Linked DNA regions of Homo sapiens: region 1 is linked to region 2. Evidence: read pairs that join two places in POLR2A ChIA-PET (ENCODE). Cell type or tissue: PC-9. All regions are shown on one strand. Each heading gives the region's core, and the rest is flanking DNA. Links, peaks and the distances in the headings are about the cores only.

What was found. ChIA-PET counts read pairs that join two places held together with the same protein. Peaks named below come from ENCODE experiments on the same cell type or tissue, not always from the same donor. Only the 100,000 strongest peaks of a DNase experiment are listed, where the experiment ranks them.
Region 1: POLR2A ChIA-PET joins it to region 2 with 18 read pairs; 2 of 35 experiments call an interaction of 5 or more read pairs at or near these places.

What each region holds. Positions count from the first base shown.
Region 1 is chr3:122,974,239-122,977,153 of GRCh38, reverse strand. The region is part of intron 1 of SEMA5B (semaphorin 5B); the gene reads left to right. Among named protein-coding and RNA genes, the nearest start is that of SEMA5B, 52 kb to the left of the region's middle. RefSeq lists enhancers at 994-1,073, 1,775-1,824, 1,149-1,914, 1,915-2,679. In PC-9, for the core only: no CTCF peak of the experiment used is centred there; DNase peaks (open chromatin) are centred at 1,623 and 2,253; H3K4me3 peaks cover 804 bases; H3K27ac peaks cover 503 bases.
Region 2 is chr3:122,903,370-122,906,284 of GRCh38, reverse strand. No RefSeq gene overlaps it. Among named protein-coding and RNA genes, the nearest start is that of LINC02035, 18 kb to the right of the region's middle. In PC-9, for the core only: no CTCF peak of the experiment used is centred there; no DNase peak of the experiment used is centred there.

The DNA.
Region 1 (2,915 bases), core at 159-2,658, 71 kb before region 2:
TTTCATAGCAGGAGCTGAGCCTAAGAGACTGTCAGTTTCCCACCTGGGATCAGAGAGGCCCTGACTGCACAGTGTAACCATCTGGAGGGCTTTTTTTCTTTTTCAAGACAGAGTCTCACTCTGTTGCCCAGGCTGGAGTACAGTGGCCCGATCTTGGCTCACTGCAATCTCCACCTCCCCGGTTCAAGTGATTCTTGTGCTTCAGCCTCTCGAGTAGCTGGGATTACACGTGCGTGCCACCATGCCTGGCTAATTTTTGTATTTTTAGGAGAGACCGGGTTTCATCATGTTGGCAAGGCTGGTCTCGAACTCCTGACCTCAAGTGATCTGCCCGCCTTGGCCTTCCAAAGTGCTGGAATTACAGGTGTGAGCCACCGCGCCTGGCCCCGGAGGGCTTTTAAATCACTCAGATGTGTTTGTGTGATGTATATGATGTCTGCAACTTACTTTGAAATGCATCAAAAAATAAAATGGATAAGTGCATGGGTAGATAGATGTGTGATAAAGGAAATACAGCAGAATGTTGGTGACAGAATCTAGATGGCGGGTATACAGGTGTTCACTGTGCAGTCTTTTAACTGTTTTGTATGTTTGAAAATATTGATAATAAAATGTTGGGAGACAAAAAAACATGGATGCACAGGCCCAACCCCAGATCAATTAAATCAGAATCTCTGCAGGTGAGGCCCAACCAGCTGTATTTTTTCAAAGCCACCCAAGTGGTCTGATCTAACCCATCATTTCTCTCTGTGTACCAAGCATCACCTGTAGGGTACAGGTACCTTACATCAGTGGTTCCCCAACTGAGTGTGCAATAGAGTCTGGAGGGCTGGTTAAAACACAGATTACTGGGCCCTGCCCCCAGACTTTCTGATCTAGTAGGTCTGGGGTGAGGCCTGAGAATTTGCATTTTAAACAAGTTCCCAGGAGGTGCAGATGCTGCTGGTCCTAGGAGCACATTTTGAGAAGCACTTCTTGCATCTGCACAGCCCAACACAGGGTGAGGAAGTGATGAGAGTGTATAAACCACATGCTGCATCTGTCAGCAGAGGAAGCCATTGGCTGCGTGAGGGTCAGAAGGAGCTTCATAGATGAGCTGGCATTTGGGAGAGGGCATTCTACAGGGACGGGCAAGCAGAAGCGAAGGGATCGAGGTGGGCAAGTGCATGACATGAAGAGTTTCTAGATTTGGGATGTGTTGAGGAGGTTGGATGGAGGGGGAATGGCCAGAGAGGGGGCAGGAGAGGGAGTCTGAGGCAGATGGAGAGTCCTTGCTATGCAGGGTGTTTGGATTTGGTTGTGTAGGCAGTGGGGAGCTGGTGGGGGTTTTAAGCAGCAGAGTAATGTGACCAAATCATTGCTGTAGACTGTGTTCTGGCAGCTTTGTGTAGGATGGATTGGAGAGGAGAGATGAAAGATAGGAAGCGTACTTAGGAGGCTATTGTGAGCGTCTGGAGAGAGAGATGGAAGGTCTGCATAATCACAACACTAATAATGATGATAAAATAGTGACTGACATTTATTGAGTGTTTTCTAGGTGCCAGACAGTGCTATGTGCTTCCGCAAACATTATCTTTTAATCTTCACAACTGCCCTGTGTGGTTTTACGGTTGAGAGAACTGACTCAGAGAGGCTAAAGGAGCCTGGGCTGGGATTTGAGCCCAGGGCTGCATGTTTTGTGGTGTGAGTGCTCAGTGTCGACCCAGGCTGTGCCGAGGCAGGGGGGTGGTGGGGAGGAGAAGTGGGAGAGCAGGTCTCTGCCTTGGTCTCCGCCTCCTCAGGCAGACATCCGTGTTCCCTGGCTCAGGGGCTCATCGTCCTTCCTTCCTCTGCCAAGGCTGAGGCGCAGCTGGACAGGGGAGCATCCATCACACTCCTTTCCCGCCAGCCAGCAGCGGCAGCTCTCCTGGCAGGCAGGGGATCAGCTGTGCCTCTCCTTACTCCACTGCTCCTCACCCCTGGACCCAGGGCCCACCCTCCATCTCTCCTTGTCTGGTGCTGCCCACGTCTGCCTGCAGACCACACCTGTGAGCACTTGACTAAGTCTTCTGGTAAGAAAATGACACGGTTTCCCACTCCCTTCCATTTCTCTGCTGTCCTTGTGGGCCTGAGCAGAGGACACTTCCAGGCTCCCTCCCCAGAATTCTTGCATTTCAGATGCTCCTCCAACAGGCCTCTATGAAGATAACTCTATTCCAGTTCCATTGTGGAAAAGGAGAGCTGGGGGTGGGGGCTGGGCCTGCAGGGTGAGTCATAGATAAAGTCCTGCAAATAGTAAGCCTGTTAGCTGTTATTCTTATTATAACTGAGCTCTATGAATATGGAACTTAAGGGGCTTGGCACCAATGGCCAGGTTTAAAGAGAGACATTCATTAAGCACTGGAAGGGTTTTGTCAGCCCTTGACCATCTTTCTGTCTCCAAGAAGGGCTTCGTTTATACCAGATCAGAAAGAGCTCACTGTGCTTCTCTTAAAGACCCCCCTCCCCTTCTCTTCCCACCCCCTGGCCCAGGGCTGGAACTCTCTATTCTGCCCACAACCAAGCCCCATGGCCTGCTCAGCTCCTGGACACCATCCACCTGAGAAGTCCTCAGGCACGTGTCCCTGCCTCACTCTCCCCAACCCATATACCCAAACCCAGAAGGACCAGTCAGCTGCCTTGTAGGTGCTCAGGGCTGGGGCAGCAGTGAGGCTGCATCATTGCACCTGCAAAGAAGCTTTGAAGGAATGATCTGGATCTCAGGCATGTGCGCAGGCGAGTGTGCACCCACGTACACATTCCTATGTCTGGGGCAGTAGTGGTGGTGGAGTCCCAGGCCTGGCCTTCACTCAGACCTGTCTTTCACCTGTGTGTGTGCAGGAGCGAGGGGGCTCACCTGGCAATGGGAGTAGGGCTGGGAGCAGTTCCCAGAAATG
Region 2 (2,915 bases), core at 203-2,702:
CCATATTCTTCAGAAATGAGTGAAGATGCTATATGAAATAAATACGTGATGTAATTTTTAAAGGACATATTTAAGTTCATAGAAATTAAAAAATATGACAGCAAAAAAATTAGCTAAAGGGCTTAAAGAGACAAGAAATTTCCCAGAAAGTTGAACAAAAGACAAAGAGATAGAAAATAAGAGGGGATGCTCTGGTTTCCCTTCAGAATGAATAAATCTTTTGCCTTTTACAAGAAAAAAGAAAAGAAGAGGGAAAAGATAAGAAAACAAGAGGATCAGCCCAGGAGGTCTAACAGCTCATGAGAAAACTCAGAAGAGAAATATCAAAGAAAGAGTACAGGAAAATTTACCAGGACCAAAGAAGGAGGTCTCCAGATAAAAGGCCACATTCAGTACCTAGAACCATAGATGAAAAAGATCTCCCGAGTCATATGACTTTTCAAAATACTAGGCTTCAAAACACTAGGCTTGAAAAGAACATTTCAACAACAGACCGAAAAAAAAAAAAAGGAATATGAAAGTCTCTTACTAACAAAATTTGAAGCTAGAATACAATGAAAATTGTACTTAAAATTTTTTGAGTAAAAATGATGTTCAGTTGTGAATTTTATATCCAGCCAAACTATGAGTCAGTCATATGAGAATAAAGACATTTAGACATGCAGAGTCTCAAAGAATATATCTCACATGTGCCTTGGTTTCATTAAAACAAGGAAGTAAACAAAGAAAATGTGCATCCAGAAGAAAGGGGACCTAACACAGGAAGGGGGTGAAGAGGGGCTGAAGCCAGGAAGCAGTCCTAGTGGGCAACCAATTCAGATTGGTATTGGAGGATGGTATGCACCCCGCAGGATCCAGGAGAAAATGGAACTGATAGGTTATGTGGCAGGTTTGTATGGAAAGTTGTATGAAGATTTATTTTATAAAACTACTGGGGGTGGGTTGTAGAAAGACTTAAAGTTGCATTCAAAGAAAACTAAGCAAAGAGAGGCTTTATTGGTTCTTGTTGCATAGTTTATTTAAGCTTTTTTTCTTTTTTGTAAAATAAAACACAGGTACAGAAAACCATAAAAAAGCAAGTATAGCTTAGTGAATGTAGGGCAAACACCCTTGTAACAATAATCCAGGTCAAGAAATAGAGCTTTAACAGCCAGCCCAGAATCCCTTTCTTTGTCCCATCCCTGTTACATCGTCTTCCCTCCAAAAATGAGATGATTATTAGCACCAGAAAAGGAAAAAAAAAGAGCACAAGGAAGGGAAATGTAATCCTTGTTTACCATTGGTTCAACCATGATCATATTGATAATAATCGCATAACTGAAACACTGTATATGGACTTAATCATAACTTTTTAATATATATTACAATTTTTAATCATGCGGGATACAACACCAGAGGGACGAGCCTTTGAGCTTTTTGGTCCCAACTGAATGTTGGGGTAAATATTGGGAGGGAAATAAATAACTTCTTGTTTTCCCCTGATTATAACCATGGTACATGTTCATTAAAGAAATTTTGGAAAATAAAAAGAAAAGCTTATTAAAAAGAAAAATACAGATGCCCTAAAATCCAACCAGGAGACAACCATCATTTTAATATGCCCTTTTTCCAGGCATTTTTCTATGGCTCTGTGCAGATTTGAGAGTGTTTCATAAAATTAAGATATTCTATGTGGATGGTTTTTATTCTGATTTTAAGACAAAACATTATATCATTATTTTCCTACATTGTTAAAAATTCTCTTGGGAGGCTGAGGCAGGCGGATCACCTGCGGTCAGGAGTTCAAGACCAGCCTGGCCCACATGATGAAACCCTGCCTCTACTAAAGATATCAAAAAAACATAGCTGGGCGTGATGGTAGTGCCTGTAATCCCAGCTACTTGGGAGGCTAAGCCAGGAGAATTGCTTGAACCCAGGAGGCGGAAGTTGCAGTGAGCTGACACGGTGCCACTGCACTCCAGCCTGGGTGACAGAGTGAGACTCCATCTCAAAAAAAAAAAAAAAAAAAAAAAAAATTCTCCCTAGAGCCTCAGGATCCCTTTCAGTGGCTGCCCTAGGATGGGGTCAGGGAGGGAGAGAGGGCTTTGTTTGCAGGGCTTCACAGGTAAAAATGTACCCCACCCCACCACTTCAATAAGAGAAAGTTCAATTTTTATATATTTTATTTGTTTATGCCACTAAGATTTACTTTGGAAAAGGTTTGCATAATGGTTGAAAAATCCTAACTTTCTGTTATATAAGTTCTATTTCTATTACATAGAATTATCCATTCCATGACATACATTTTATTCTCTATTATGTAAATGTACCATTCTATTACATAAATGTATCATAATTTATTTAAACCACTCTCATTTGTTTCAAAATTTCTTTTACCAACGAATACTATTATGAACCTCCTTCTATTATACATATTCCTATGTCCTTAGGATAAATTTCCAGAAGTGAAGGTTTGCAGGTAGCAAGTACTCATCAGTGTTAGCCCTTAGGGTTAGTAACCATCAAATGAGAATACACTGCTGGTGGGAGTGTAACATATCAATCCCCTGAAGAGAATTTTGGCCATAGAAGTAGCTGTGTGCCTTAGGCTGGGCCATCTGGGGAAATAAGACACCCTGAACCCATCATCCTCACACAGGAACCTGTGAATATGTCTTCCTTGGACAGCCAACTGGACGAGCCTTGCCTCTGAGACTTGCAGCATTCCAAAAGGGGATCTTCCAGAAGAGGAGAGACATCCCGCCATTTCTACCAAACGATGTGTCAGTCACCTGGGTCCAGCATTTCAGGAGCTCCCTAGGAAGGAGTCTTTTAACTGGAGGTCCACCAGGCCTGTGCTCACTGGGGCCCCAGGCTCCTCCCAGGGCCCAGCTGTTCTGAGCCAGCCTGGCCTGCCACTCAGACCACTCCATGGC